Linked DNA regions of Homo sapiens: region 2 is linked to region 1. A link is a loop called in an ENCODE intact Hi-C map of the cell type or tissue named here. Cell type or tissue: endothelial cell of umbilical vein. All regions are shown on one strand. Links, peaks and the distances in the headings refer to the core of each region. The heading gives the core; the rest is flanking DNA. Region 1 holds the start of RNF224 (ring finger protein 224). Region 2 holds the start of LOC124902315 (a long non-coding RNA gene).

What was found. Peaks named below come from ENCODE experiments on the same cell type or tissue, not always from the same donor. Only the 100,000 strongest peaks of a DNase experiment are listed, where the experiment ranks them.
Region 2: a loop joins it to region 1, with 5 times the contacts of the local background. A loop is called at or near these places in 61 of 110 quality-filtered maps.

Annotation. Positions count from the first base shown.
Region 1 is chr9:137,226,536-137,231,722 of GRCh38, reverse strand. RNF224 (ring finger protein 224) reads right to left here and starts at 4,221. Exons shown (of 3, transcript NM_001190228.2): 1 at 3,862-4,221; 2 at 3,382-3,571; 3 at 2,083-3,101. The coding sequence starts at 3,387. The coding sequence ends at 2,637. SLC34A3 (solute carrier family 34 member 3) reads right to left here and starts at 822. Exons shown (of 13, transcript NM_001177316.2): 1 at 785-822; 2 at 1-59. The coding sequence starts at 20. RefSeq lists enhancers at 1,525-2,025, 3,293-3,918, 4,113-4,262, 4,052-4,552 and silencers at 3,943-4,012, 3,832-4,126. In endothelial cell of umbilical vein, for the core only: a CTCF peak has its summit at 4,022 (motif pointing right); a DNase peak (open chromatin) is centred at 4,032.
Region 2 is chr9:137,169,191-137,178,175 of GRCh38, reverse strand. It overlaps ANAPC2 (anaphase promoting complex subunit 2), which reads left to right. Exons shown (of 13, transcript NM_013366.4): 11 at 2,339-2,468; 12 at 2,704-2,939; 13 at 3,022-3,392. The coding sequence ends at 3,234. LOC124902315 (a long non-coding RNA gene) reads right to left here and starts at 6,044. Exons shown (of 3, transcript XR_007061881.1): 1 at 5,981-6,044; 2 at 4,846-5,018; 3 at 395-3,159. It overlaps LRRC26 (leucine rich repeat containing 26), which reads left to right and starts at 8,125. Exons shown (of 2, transcript NM_001013653.3): 1 at 8,125-8,905. The coding sequence starts at 8,233. TMEM210 (transmembrane protein 210) reads left to right here and starts at 6,120. Exons shown (of 4, transcript NM_001282477.2): 1 at 6,120-6,236; 2 at 6,400-6,535; 3 at 6,733-6,762; 4 at 7,012-7,318. The coding sequence starts at 6,149. The coding sequence ends at 7,201. It also overlaps MIR3621. RefSeq lists an enhancer at 2,544-3,377 and silencers at 8,413-8,472, 8,633-8,985. In endothelial cell of umbilical vein, for the core only: a CTCF peak has its summit at 1,452; no DNase peak of the experiment used is centred there.

The DNA of each region.
Region 1 (5,187 bases), core at 2,688-5,187:
CCGGGAAGGGAACTCGGCATGGATTTCGGGCAGGGACAGACCCAGGCCCAGGTCTAGATCTGCTGGGGGGGACGCGCGTGTCAGAGACATTTCCTCCTGCCCCGGCCCTGTCCTCACAAGCTGGATTCACACCCCTGGGTCCCCTGAATTGAGCCCTTGGCCGCCACCCTCCCTCTCTACGCCCTGCAGGCCTCAGTGACCATCCCCCTTTCTCCATCCACAGGGGGATGGCTACAATGACCTCAGGCAGTTGTCAGGCGAGCCCAGTCCAGTTTCAGGGGTAGACTCGAAGGGGCTCCAGCTCCCCGGCTCCCTTGCTGGTCCTGACTGGAAGGCTAGTGCCGAGGGTGCAGGCCATGAGCTGGGGAACCTGGGGACCTCCCCTATCTGGTGTCATCGGGGACACTGTGGATGGTCCCGACTTAGACTTTGGCATTTGATACTAAACAGTGACGTCTCGGCTTGATAAGGGCCCCACGCCCTGGTGATGGGGAGCAGGTGGGGTCCTCACACCACTTCAAGGCTCCTGGCCCCGAAGCTGCTGCCTTAGCCTCCTGGGCCTGGTCACCCCACCCCTGGGGCCCCCCACCTGGACCCCTCCACCTAGTGCCCTGGGCTCAGGTCCAGGCGTCCTGTGCCTCACCCTCCCTCCTGCTGCCCAAGCCTGGCGTCTCTTGCCCTTGGGTCCTGGAGACTCAGGATGGGGCCCAAGCCCTTGGCCTGGAGGCCACCCAGCCTCGGCCTCACTGTCCCTGGGCCTCAGCCTGGTCCTAGGAGCTCCTACCTGTGTGGGTGGTGAGGGGGCACCTGCAGGGAGGAGACACGGGGCGGGAGCAGTTGCAGGTCAAAGATCCCCTGATCGCGCACATGACCTGCTGGGTACTGAGCCCATTAATGTTTACCCAGGAGCCCAGGCCCTCACGGGGGTACCCTCCTGGCCCCAAGGCCCCTAGGCCTTGTCTCCATCCTGTCACTCTGTGGCTAGGACCTCCAAGCCCCAGCCCAACCCTCCTGGAGTGGGGCTCCTCCCAGGGGTGGGCTCTGAATCAGGCCGAGGGCACTGCGGGGCGGGGCACCGGCCCTCGGTACTGGGCATCCTCAGCAGGCATCCGTGTGACCCAAGAGACACACTCCACCCAGCCAGGCAGGATGCTAGAGTATGGCTGGGGCTGCCCGGGAGTCGAGAGACGCCAGTCCCCCACTTCCATGCACCTCAGGGCTCCCCAGACCTTCTCAGGGTCATCCCTGCCCTCGGCAGAGCAGGGGAGGGAAGCCCTTTGCACCAGGTGGTGGGGGAGGACGGGCTTTTTCACGTAGCCGGGGAGGGCACCCAGCCCGAGGTCAGAGGGTTCAGATCCGGGTTCAGGGCAGGGTTGGGCCCAGCAGGCTGCTAGCGGGCTCGGCCCTGGTATAGCCAGCGACGGCGGCCGGCAGCCTCCATCTGCAGAGGGGAGGACAGAGCTCCCCAGGCCACCTTCCCCACCCGCTGCCTGGCCCAGCGCACAGTTCTCCCCAGCGGAGTCCCAGCTGGCCCCACCGCCTGTGGGGTGTCCCCTAGGAGGACTGGGCCTCTTCCTGCCCTGGGGTGCGGGGCAGCTCCCCCAGAGGCTCACCCTGCCCAGGGGCTGCTGGTGCCCTGCTTTGCTTGCTGCCCAGCCCCCGCTGTGTGCATGGGGACTTTGCCCTGGAGAAGGTAGAAGCTTCTGAGTGTCCGCTCAGCAAATTCTCTTCCGTCTCCCTCCTGCGCCCTTGCTCTGGGGGTGGGGGGCAGCAGTCCTTCCCTGGGGCTCCTGAGTGACAGCTCGTTCCAGTGGGGGTGGGGGTGTTGCAGCACTGACTTGGTGGTAACTGCTGTCCACAGTCTGGCCCCAGCCCCAGCCCCGGCCCCTCAAAAGGGTCTGTGTGGTGGCTGCTCGGAGCCAGGAAAGGTTCAGCGAAGGATGAGACCAACTGGGCTGTGAGACCTCAAGCAGGCCCCAGCCCTCTGTTGGCCTCAGGCAGGCCCCGCCGAGGCATCCCCTTCAATGCCTGTATGGCTTCGTGCCTACACGAGACCCTCCCAGAACCGCACCCGACACACAGTGGGAACTCCATGAGCTTTGTTGAGTGGGTGAATTCACAGGGCTGCCATGCAGGGCAGGGAGGAAGGAGGTAGTCTTGCCACCCTCCCGGTACACCCCGGGGACGTCTGTGGGAGAGGGGAGACCTGCTCTGGGCAGCCCGCCAGGCATAGCCAGACCGGCCCTGCCCCTCCAGCCTGCAGCCCAGGCCCCCGGGACGCCTTCGCATCCTCTTGGGAGCCATCCTTTGCGCTGCGTCTAGGCCCAAGCCAGGCTTGCCGCCCACTCAGACAGCAGTGTCCTCACCAGGCACATCCGGTCGGGCTAGTCTGGGGTCTGGTAATTGTGGCCAGGACAGGTGGGAGGTCACCAGCCTCCTGCGGAGCCTCCCAGCCCCCAACCTTAGGCTGTGGCCTGGGATGTTCACGGCTGGGATGACACCACCCTGCTGGGCCACACGAAGCTGCGTATAGGATGCTACTGCCAGGTTGTTCTGAGTGGGCTGAACCCATGATGGTGTGTGGTCAGGGGTTCCAAGGCAGGCATTTCCCCTGCAGGGGTGGGAATGGCCAGAGTTCAGACCTCGGGGCTGCCTAGGGGTGGGCAGCAGAGGCTGCCACAGCCCCAGCAGCAGTATCTGGGCTGGGGGAAGTGGGGCTGGGGTCCCAGGGCAGGGCACAGCCCAGCTGGCTGCCGAGTGATGGCGCTGCCTTTGAGGGAGGTGAGGGGCAGGGGTTCTAGTCTTGCCGGCTCCCGCTCAGCCTTGACCGCCAGGAAAGCAGCCAGGTCCAGGTCTAGCATGGCCACCCCTCCGCGAGGCGTGGGCGTGCTCTGACGGCACTGCGGACAGGGGATCCAGCGCTGCTCGGGCGCCGGTGTGTCCAGCCGCCGCACACACGCCTGGCAGAAGGTGTGTCCACAGTAGAGGCGGCGGGGCAGGTGCCCGGAGAGGTCATAGGCCGAGCAGCAGATGATGCAGTCTGTCCTCTCCTCCGGGGGCCCCCCTCCTCCGAGGCCTGGGGGCCCTCCGGCTGCAGCATCCTGCCAGAGGGAAGCCAGCGGTGGACAGCCTGCCTCGAGGACCTTCCGCCTGGATGGGGTGCTGGCCCCAGGAGCCCACCCCAGAGGTCAGGCGCTGGGTCTGTGGGGGTGGTGCGTGCAGACCTGGGAGGGAGCGTGGCACCGGGCACAGGCAGAACCAGGGTCTGCACACTTCTGGTTCATGTGGGCACCAGCCGGGCAGCCTCCTGTTCCCGCAGCACCACCCTGGCCCAGCTCCAGGCCCCCACCCTCCTGGCCGACCTGAGCCCAGGCCTCTTACCTGCATGGGCTCTGCTGGGCAGCTATGCACAGCCACGGGGTGGCCGGAGAAGGGAGTGGGGGACCCAGGGCGCCCTGCGGCTCCCTCCTGGGTTGCATTACTGGCCTTGCACGGGAGTCAGGAGAGAGGCAGGTGGCCAGCTGTGGCGGGCGTGGGCTCCCGTTTCAGCCACAAAGCCTTGAAACTAGATCTAACGGCACCACCCACTTGCAAGAGATAAGGTGCCCCCCGCCCCCTGCCCACCCCCTCCTGTCCAGACCCAGCCAGCTTCTGCTAACACCTTATCCAGGCTGGCCTTGGGGTCCATTTCCCCACTCTTAGGGCTTCTCAGCACGCTCACACCCTTCGCCACACTCAAAACCTCCCTCACCTCTCCCCTCCCCCACCCTCCCCCTCCCCCTCCCCTCCCCTTCCCTCCGCTCCCTCACTCTTACCCTCTCCTTCCCTTAACCTCCCCTCCATACTGGAATGTTTTCCTGCCTTGGCCTCTGCTCACATCTCCTCCTCTAGGAAGCCTGCCAGGGTTCCCTCCTGGCTCAGAGCCTTCTGCAGACTTTGCCACTGTGCTTGTCTGTGGATCTGTGTGGCTTCTCAGCCTCACCTTGATGCCGGCTGGACGGCAGAGGGCTGCACCAGTCCACATGGACTCCAGGTGGCGCACCAGCTCCGTGTCTGGGGATCCCCGCTCCCAGCTCGGGACCCCAGACAGTGCCAGACGCCTCCTTGGTGGGCAGCTCCTGGCTGCTCTGCCCGTCTGCAGCCTCCAGGCCACCCTGGGAGGCCCAGGTTCCGGGAGGTATGATCAGTGTGTCCACACCAGACTGCAGGCAGAGCAGAGTTGAGGGACCAAGAAGGGTTGGGACAGGTGGGCAGGACCCCAGAACCACTCACAGCCCCGCTGGGTGGAAGCAAATGGCCCCTCCTCACCCCTGCCCACCTTCTTGGCAGTCTGCCCCCAGGACTGGTCAGACAAGTTCTCGTGGCTGGCCTGGGTGTGGTCACCCTCTGGTGGGGGCCAGCAACGGGGCAAGGCGGGGAGCCTGGCACGCTAAGTCCTGGCACAGGGTCAGGGCAGTGACCCATCTGTCCCACGCCTGGAGACCTCTGCATGCCACGCGCCTGCCCTGCCCTGCTGTGGAGCTGGTCACCATGCGTCAGGGAAGGGCTGGCATGGCGTGAGGACCCGTCTGTCCTGCGTGGCCAGCTCGGCTGCCACCTCCTCGCCTTGTCTCTGCCCTGCCCGGAACACCAGGGCGCCCCAAGCTGGCCTCAATGCTCACTCCCTGCCTGGCATCCTGGCTTACAGTGGTGAGGCAGTACCTGCGCAGAGCAGCCTAGCGCCTGGTGCTCAGCCCCAGAGAGGCCCCCACCCTGCTCAGCAGACCAGGAGACGGCCCAGCACCCACGGCCCCAGCCTCCTCCTGCCTCATCCTCAAGGCCTGGTCCAGGCCACCTCCTCCCGGAAGCCCAGGCCCCGAGGCAGGACAGGAGGTGTGCAGGAATTAGATATTTCCTGGGAAACTAGAAAAACATCCCAGCTGAGGTTGGGAGGTGAATCACCAGTGGGCAGGGCGTGGTCCTGGCTGTCTGGGCTCTCCTGTCCCAACCTTCCACTCCCTGAAACCTGCAGCACCTGCTGCACCCACCACCCTCTTGTCGACACGCTCCTTCTCTTGGAGGCCTTTCCTGGGGTCCCCCCAGTTCCATGCGCTGTATCCTCCTGCTGTCCGACCCATGGACTGACCCCAGCTCACAGTCTCAGTCTCGGCCCCAGGGAGCGCAGGTCAGCTCAAATCCAGACCTGGC
Region 2 (8,985 bases), core at 38-2,537, 51 kb after region 1:
AGCAAGCCACTGACTCCACTTCCATTTTCTGTCCATAAAGAGGGGTTTGTTTCCATTAGAAGCTGCCGGATCCTGGAAGGACTCAGGAGCCCTTGGCCCACAGAGCAGGTGTGTCAGTGCCCCAGTGCTACCAGAACAAAGTACCACAAACCAGCGGGCTTAAAAGAAACATATCATTTTACAGAAGTCAGAAGTCTAAAGTCAGGGTCAGCAGGGCCCTCCGAAGGCTCTAGGGGAGGCTGCTTCCTCCCCTCTTCCAGCTTCTGGGGGCTCCAGGAGCTCCGGGGCCTGTGGGTGCCTCGCTCTGGTCTCTGCCGCGTCGCCCGTGATGTTCCCCCGTGTCTCTGTTCCTATCTCCCTCTTAGAAGAACACTCTCTCTATTCCAGGGTGACGTCATCTTAATTATATCTTTAATGACCGTATTTCCAAATAAGATCTCATCAGAGGCACCGGGAGTTAGGGGTTCATGTGTCATTTTTCGAGGGGCACAATTCAGTGCATGACAATTTGCCCCATGGTGGGCCCCTCCCACGTGCAAGTGACAGCCCCAGTGTCCCCAAAAGTCTTCACCATTTCAGCATCAACTCCAAGTCCAAAATCTCATCTAACTACCATCCACACAAAGTTCCACACACATCTCAGCCTGTAAATGCATCTTAACGAGGTCCAGGTGAGGCTGGAGTGTGCGCCATTCCTCTACGTAAATAGATCTAAACAAGGTACAGGTGAGGCTGGAGTGCGCGCCATTCCTCCAGCTGGGACGCCGTGAAATCAGCCAACAGATGATCTGTTTCAAAAGTTCAGCCGTAAGACAAGCATACACATTCCCACCCCAAAAGGGAAAACTGGGAGGAAAAAGGACAGCGAGTCCAAACCCAGCAGCCGAAATTCCACTTGACTTCCAGGCCTGCGAATCCTCTTTGGCCCCCTGCTCCGTCAGCCTTGGCCTCGGCGGCTCTGCTCTTGGAGCCTGCCTTCCTTTCACTCCAGCCTGGCAGCACTTCTGCGGGTGTAAAATTCTCACACCTTGTTGGCTTATGCAGCTCACCAGTGCCGAAGCCTTCAGACAGGCGGGTCCGCAGCCCTTTCCCGGAGGCCCCACCTGTCCCTGTCTGCTGCTGAGATGGTTAGTTGGATACACAGGTCACACCTCATGTCTAGCAAACCCTGGTCCAGCCACACCCTTGGCCACGTCTCAGAGCTGCCTGGATAGAGTATTTTTCAGATCCCCAAGGGCTGGTGCCTTTTTGCTTAATGGTCCCTGCCTCACTGATTGTTTCCCTCTTGCATTCTGCTATAAGTAGCAAGGAGAAGCCAGGTGGCACCTTCCACACTGCTTGGAAATCTCAGCTTGATGTCCAGGCTCATCAGCTGCAGGTCCCACTTCGCACCCAACAGCAGAGCAGCAGCCAGCCAAGCTCTCTGCTGCCTCCTCCGGTTCCCAGTAGCACGGTCATTTCCATCTGAGACCTCACTGGAAGCACCTGTTGGGTCGGCATTGCTGCCGACATCCAGTCTGTGATGCTGTGTGCATTCTCCAAGACGGCGGCAGCTCTCCTCTTCCAGCCATTTCCAGGCTTGTCTTCATGCCTTTCTACCAGCAGTCGTGCAGGCCTCACCAGTTCTTCCAGCCTCTCCCCATCACCCACTTCCAAAGCTGCTGCCACAGTTCTTGGTGTTAGGTTTTGGCAGCACCCCTCCTGGCCCTTCCTGGTACCAAAATCTGTTCGTTTACTGTGGCTGCTGTAACAAAGTGTCACAAACTGGGTGGCTTAAAAAACAGAAATAGATTGTCTTAGTTTTGGAGGCTGGAAGTCCAAGATGAAAGTACTGGCAGCCCCGTTCCCTCTGAACCCTCTTAGAGACCTCCGTTGCCCCCCAGCTTCTGGTGTTTGCCACAGCCCTTGGTGTTTCTTGGCTTGTGGCCGCGTTGCTCCAGGTGGTCTCTGTCTTCGTGTGGCCCCCTCCCCGCCTGCCTGTGTCTTCCTATCTTTCCTTTTCTTAGAAGGACCCCAGTCAGTTGGGTTAGGATGCACCTCAGTTACATCTGCATCAACCCTGTTTGCAAATATGGCCACATTTCCAAGCACTGGGGGTCAGGAGGCCCCTGTAGCCTTTTCGGGACACACCTTATGATGCTGGCCCCATTGCCCTTCCATGGTGGCTGAGCAGGTGGGGACCCCACCCAGTCCTGTGCTCTCGCTGCTCACCTGCCTGCCAGGGTGGGGTGGGGCAGGTGGCTCTGGGAGCCCCTTTCTCACTGGTACCAGGTGGCAGAGCCCACGGGCCTGAGCGCCCTGCAGCCGAGCTGCCCGTGCTGACCCTGGCCCTCCTTAGGCCATGCGGACCCTCAGTTGGAAGCACACCCTGGGCCTGGTGACCATGGACGTGGAGCTGGCCGACCGCACGCTGTCTGTGGCGGTCACCCCAGTACAGGCGGTGATCTTGCTGTATTTTCAGGACCAAGGTGAGCCCACCAGCCCCTAGCTGGCCTGCCCCGGCCACACGGCCCAGCTGTGGGTGAGGGGCTGTTCCCCAGTGAGGGTGTGGTTTGGGGCAGCTGCGCCAGCAGGCGGCACCCTTCCCTTTCCCACGGGCAAGGCAGGGTGGCCCGGGAGCCCCCCGACCTCTCGGCTGACGGGAGGCAGGGGAGGTGCAGCCCGTGCCCAGGCTGCCCAGCGTCCCGGTGACTCTGCACGCAGCCAGCTGGACCCTGGAGGAACTGAGCAAGGCGGTGAAGATGCCCGTGGCGCTGCTGCGGCGGCGGATGTCCGTGTGGCTGCAGCAGGGTGTGCTGCGTGAGGAGCCCCCCGGCACCTTCTCTGTCATTGAGGAGGAGCGGCCTCAGGACCGGGACAACATGGTGCTCATTGACAGTGACGACGAGAGCGACTCCGGCATGGCCTCCCAGGCCGACCAGAAGGAGGAGGAGCTGCTGGTGCGCGTGCAGGCCCCACGGGGGGCCAGGGGGCGGGGGCGAGGCCTGCAGGTGCCTGACGGGGGCTGGCCTGTGTCCGCAGCTCTTCTGGACGTACATCCAGGCCATGCTGACCAACCTGGAGAGCCTCTCACTGGATCGTATCTACAACATGCTCCGCATGTTTGTGGTGACTGGGCCTGCACTGGCCGAGATTGACCTGCAGGAGCTGCAGGGCTACCTGCAGAAGAAGGTGCGGGACCAGCAGCTCGTCTACTCGGCCGGCGTCTACCGCCTGCCCAAGAACTGCAGCTGACACATCGCCCGCCCGCCCGCCCGCCCGCCAGGCGCTGCCCTGCAGGTGCTCTCGTCCTCCCGTGCCAGCCCCCGCCCGCCCGTGTCCCAGAATGCACTGCTGAGGAGCATGCCCACCCCCACCCCCGCAGTGTGCAGATTAAAGCAAGTCAGATCATCCTTTTCTGTCCTGGTGGCTTTGTGGGGCCCCCCAGGATCCTCCTCTAGCCTGGGCCTCTCTCTCAGCCTGGCAGGGCCTGCTCCTCAGCAGCAGGTGAGGGGCCACCTAGGCCTACACATCTGCACTGGGAATGTAGCCTCCTGAGAGAATCCCGGGCCGCCCCCGACCCAGGGTGCTCAGGGAGCGGCACGTGAAGGTCCACGTCACGCCCGGGCCACGGCTCAGGCAGCCACGTCCTAGGGCTTAGTGCTTGCTACCCGCCAGACCTCCAGCTCCATTCCTGCGCCTCTGGCCTTTAGAAGGAGCCCTGGGGTCACCCTCTGCTCAGCCTGTGCCCACCTCCACACGCTCGGCCAGGAGGTCTCGGGCGAGGTTGGGACGTTGTGCGGGTTCGGTTGGAATTGCTGAGGCTGGCGAATGACCTCTAGGCCAACACGCCTCGTCTCTGGCAGTGAGGCTCTGCCGAAGGCTGTGCCCTGGTGGCCAGAGGGACTGGGCACTTGTCCCCTGCTCCACACTCAGGCAGGGTGGCCGGAGGGCTCAGCTTCACAGGTGTGCCTCAGAAAGGCAGGTCGCCCCTACGTCCTTCACACGTGTGGTCACGCGTGTGCAGGCTGCCCAGGTCCTGTCCTAGAGGCTGGCACTAGGAGAGGGAGACGCCACAAAACTGAGCAAGGGCCCTAGGGTCCAGTTCTGGGCTCTTCTGCTGCTCAAACCTGGGCCTCTGTCCCAGAGGTGCCGTTTCCAGGCCAGACACGTTCCACCCCGATGGCGCCGTCCTCGCGGGGGACAAAGGCCCTTTGAACTGGTGCCTCGAGTCCCGCTCCTGCTGCAGCGCCTTCCCAGGCTGTGAGCTGCGCCTGGTTTCAGTGCTCCCACCGCTGTCCCCAGATGCCCTTGCTGGTTCCCACATGTCCACGGTCCTGGGCTCCTGCAGCCGCCGCCCAGCACCCTCCCACCTCTCCAGCTCTGGCCTGATGCCCTTGCTGGTCCCATGTCCATTGTCGTGGGTTCCTGCAGCTGCCGCCCAGCACCCTCCCACCTCTCCAGCTCTGGCCTGTTTGAGCCGTCCCGTTCAGTGGACATTCCTGCACCCTCCTTGCTCTGGAGAACTCTTGTTTGCCTCAGGGCTTGAAGGAGGAAGTGGCCGGGATTAGGCAGGCGCCAGATGCACAGCCTGTGCCCATCAGGCCTCTGCCCCGCCAAGGAGGGCTGCTTCCGCCTGTGCGGTATCTCCCCTCTAGCCCTGGGCCCTGCCACCTGCTCCACTTCACTCCAAGGCTGTCTGTGCTGCTGTCACAAAAAGAGGGACCCCTCTCCTGAATTCTGGTGGGATGGTCCCGATTGCTCTGATGCCCCCTCAGAGCAAGGTGGCCTTGCCTGGATCCCGCTGTCTGTGGCCACCACCTGGCCCCAGGCTGGGTGTGCCATTGTCCTAACCAGGATACAAACCTGCTGGGCTGGCCTGTCGAGTGTCACTGCCAGCCTGGCTCTGGTACACCTTTTGTTCTGTGTCCTGTGGATTCCATCTCTGGTTGTGTCCTGAAGACAAGGGCGAAGGGTGCATCTCGGGTCACGGTGTCACTCGGCAAGTCAGAGGTCGGAGGACCCCAGCAGGAGGGTGCCTGTCAACAGGCGAGGGGGTCCCTGGTGCCCAGGGCCACTGGGGCCAGACTGTGCCCACCCCCCCCACCCCCCGTGTCCCATGTGTCCTGAGCTGGCAGAAGGCCTGGCCTCCGTTGGCTGTGGGGCAGGTGTTTCCTTTTGCTGCCTGGCGGTTTGCTTGGCAGGTCCAGAGGAGGGGAGGCTGGGAGGGCAGGGGCCTCTCTCCCAGCCTGGAATAGCAGGTGCAGGGAGGAGGCTGAAAGCAACCCTGGCCATGCCGGCCTGCGGTCGACTTCCTTGGGCAACGCTTGTCTTTTCTGCAGAGGGGAAAGCTCCTGGGGGCTCCAACTTCAGTGACACCTTTAGTCTGGAGCCTTGGGGGATGTCTGGGAGGCAGGGCTTGGGGTCCTGCTCAGACAGGGGTGGCCAGTGTCCCCCAGACCTTTCCAAGTTGATGGGGGATTCCCTTGGGTGCCGGCAGCCCTTCTGACCTGAGCTTTGCCAGGGCGTGAGCCAGACCCTCCCAGAAGCAGTGGGGAGGGAGGATGGGTGCAAGCCCACCCCCTTAGCCCTCCTTGGCCCCTTCCTGCCCCAGCCCTGGAGGAAGGTGACCTACAGCCAGCTGGAGCCCAGCCCACATGCTGAGCTGCCGCAGCCCTTATGCTGGGAGGGAGCTGAGGCCGAGGCTGCCTGCCGCCCACCCTGCAAGGTTGCCAGGCCACCGCACCCACATCGGGGCCTGGAGTGCTGCCCACCCCCTTTCACTGTGAAGGATTTGGCTGGGCGCAGTGGCTCACACCTGTAATCCCAGCACTTTGAGAGGCCGAGGCGAGCGGATCACAAGGTCAGGAGATCGAGACCATCCTGGCTAACACGGTGAAACCACTGAAGGACTGCCCGTAAGACCAGGCCAGCCCCACTGCTGCCTCTGCCTCAGAGCTGGCCTGAGCTGGCTGGGCTCTCAGGCCTCTGCCCACCCTACCTGTCCCATTCCCAGAGCTGCTTGGCCATGGCTCCTTGAATTGCGGTGCCCAAGGGCAAATGACACACTGGCATTGTGAGCCCCCCCACCCCCACCTCACAGTCCTACTGTGAAGTCAGCACCTTCCAACAGTTCCGTCAGAGGTGTGCAGTGGGGCCAGGGCTGGACATGGCCCCCGGTCCCTGGCCTGTGTCCTGCCTGCGTGGTGGCCCCTTGGGCCTCACATATTTGTCCCTTCTGCTCATCCCTGCTGCAGGTGCCTCCTCCTGCCCCCGCACTCCACTCCCAGCCATGGCTCCCCTTCCCCAGGCAAGGTGGGAGCTCTGGTGTCCTTCTGGTGGCTACCAGGGCAGGGGCAGACTTGGGGGCCCTCTGCAGGCAGGTGACCGGCCCATGGCCATGTGGCCCTGTCTCTGCAGCTGGAACCTACTGTGAATGCAGCCTTGGCCTCAGCCGCGAGGCCCTCATCGCCCTCCTTGTGGTGCTGGCGGGCATCAGTGCCAGCTGCTTCTGTGCCCTCGTCATCGTGGCAATTGGTGTCTTGCGGGCCAAGGGGTGCGTGAACCCTGGGGCCGGGAGAGGATGGGAGTGAGGCCAGGCTGGCTGCCCTGGGCCCTTGGTCTTGCAAGAAGGGCTTTACCCCCTGGGTGGGCTGTCACCTGGGGTAGGAATGGCGTTTCCTAGGCGTGTGCTGGGGGAGCTCCGGGGGCCCAGCACTGTTCCAGGACTCATGTTGGCCTTCGTCCCCTCAGTGAAACATGCCCGAGACAAGTGGACAACAGGTGAGCACCAGGGAGGCCCTCGAGGGAGGCACGCTGTCTCAGGGGAGGCCCTTGGCGGGGGGAGCTATCCCAGGGGAGTCCCTGGAGGAGGAGGGGTGCTGTCCCTGGAGGAGGAGGGGTGCTGTCCCTGGAAGAGGAGGTGTGCTGTCCCAAGGGAGGCCCTTTGTGGGGGTGCACTGTCCCAGACGCCAGCCTGTCCTGGGGGAACAAGGACTCTACCAGCTCGTGATGACCCGGCCCGTCATGCAGGTTGGTGGAGAATTTTGGGGTCCAGGAAGATCTCATGGACCTGCACCCGGTTTACGTGGAGTCCCAGCTAATGGACGCTGACCTGGAGGTCTCCCTGGTGCCACCACTAGAGGATCAGAGCCTTGTGGCCATCCCCATGGAGGCTTCTTCAGAGGAGCCGCCACCACCCCCGCCCCTACCACCTGAGTAGAGGGCTGAGGGCAGCTGGGGGAGGGGAATTAAAGCGTATTTAGTGGCTGTGCACTGTCCTCCCTGCAGGCCCTCCTGAGGGCAGCTGGGGGAGGGGAATTAAAGCTTGTTTAGTGGTTGTGCACCGTCCTCCCTGCAGGCCCTCACACCCCTCACGGCTGCATCATGGGGGGTGCACGCGCATATGGGTCTCATCAAAGCAGAGTGCCCAGGCCCCACAGCAAGTTCCCCTGTTCCTCTGCCCCCTGGCAGTAAGCCATACCCCTAATGTTTCCACCTTCTCTGCCACAGCTGGTCAGCCCGGCTCCTTCCTGCACCCAGCTTTGGAAAGCCCCTAGAACAGGACCTGCAACTGGCAACTGTGAAGGGCGCTGGGTTTAACAGCAGGACTTGGGCTGATACCCCTGCCCCACTGCACTGGTCTGTACCTCTATCCCAGGAGAGTCCTGGGGGGGAGGGGTGGGGCAGGCACGCCTCTCCTGCCTCGGGTGTGCTGTCTCCCTCCACCCCAAGGCCTGTCTCCAACCCAGGCCCTATCCAGCATGGGAATGGGACCATCCCTGCGTGGGGGCCACTCCGCATGTGCACGTTGGGATCACTTTGCGGAGCCTGGGTGGGGTCGAGACGGGTGAGGAGCAGGACCTCTGGGTTGCATTGCGTGTGGGCGCCTGTTGCAGCCGTGAGCTGGGCGGGTGCAGGTGGGCGGTGTCCTGCTGCTCAGGTCAGGGCTCGGCGGGCGCCCGGTGGTGGACAAGGCGGGGTGAGGTGGTCTTGATAGCGCTGTGGCCGGCGCTGAGCCAAGAGTAGTTTGGAGCTCCCGGACAGGTGGCTGGCGGTGCCGGGCGTTGGCTGTTTGCCCTGCCCCCGCCCCAAGCGTGGATCCAGCCGTGGGACAGGAACTGCCTGAGCTCGGGCCAGAGAGTTAATATTTGTGCAGGCGCCGCAGGAACGGGCTCCGCGGACGACGGGCTCCAGGGACGCACAGGCAGCGGGCCTCCCACCGCGGGTGCCGGGGGCGGGGGGGCTGCCCCCATGCGGGGCCCTTCCTGGTCGCGGCCTCGGCCGCTGCTGCTGCTGTTGCTGCTGCTGTCGCCTTGGCCTGTCTGGGCCCAGGTGTCGGCCACGGCCTCGCCCTCGGGGTCCCTGGGCGCCCCGGACTGCCCCGAGGTGTGCACGTGCGTGCCGGGAGGCCTGGCCAGCTGCTCGGCACTCTCGCTGCCCGCCGTGCCCCCGGGCCTGAGCCTGCGCCTGCGCGCGCTGCTGCTGGACCACAACCGCGTCCGTGCGCTGCCGCCAGGTGCCTTCGCGGGAGCGGGCGCGCTACAGCGCCTGGACCTGCGCGAGAACGGGCTGCACTCGGTGCATGTGCGAGCCTTCTGGGGCCTGGGCGCGCTGCAGCTGCTGGACCTGAGCGCCAACCAGCTGGAAGCACTGGCACCAGGGACTTTCGCGCCGCTGCGCGCGCTGCGCAACCTCTCATTGGCCGGCAACCGGCTGGCGCGCCTGGAGCCCGCGGCGCTAGGCGCGCTCCCGCTGCTGCGCTCACTCAGCCTGCAGGACAACGAGCTGGCGGCACTCGCGCCGGGGCTGCTGGGCCGCCTGCCCGCTCTAGACGCGCTGCACCTGCGCGGCAACCCTTGGGGCTGCGGGTGCGCGCTGCGCCCGCTCTGCGCCTGGCTGCGCCGGCACCCGCTGCCCGCGTCAGGTGAGCTGCTGGGGACGCGGGTCGGGGTCTGCAGGGCGGTGCGGCAGCCGCCACCTGACGCCGCGCCTTTGTCTGTGTCC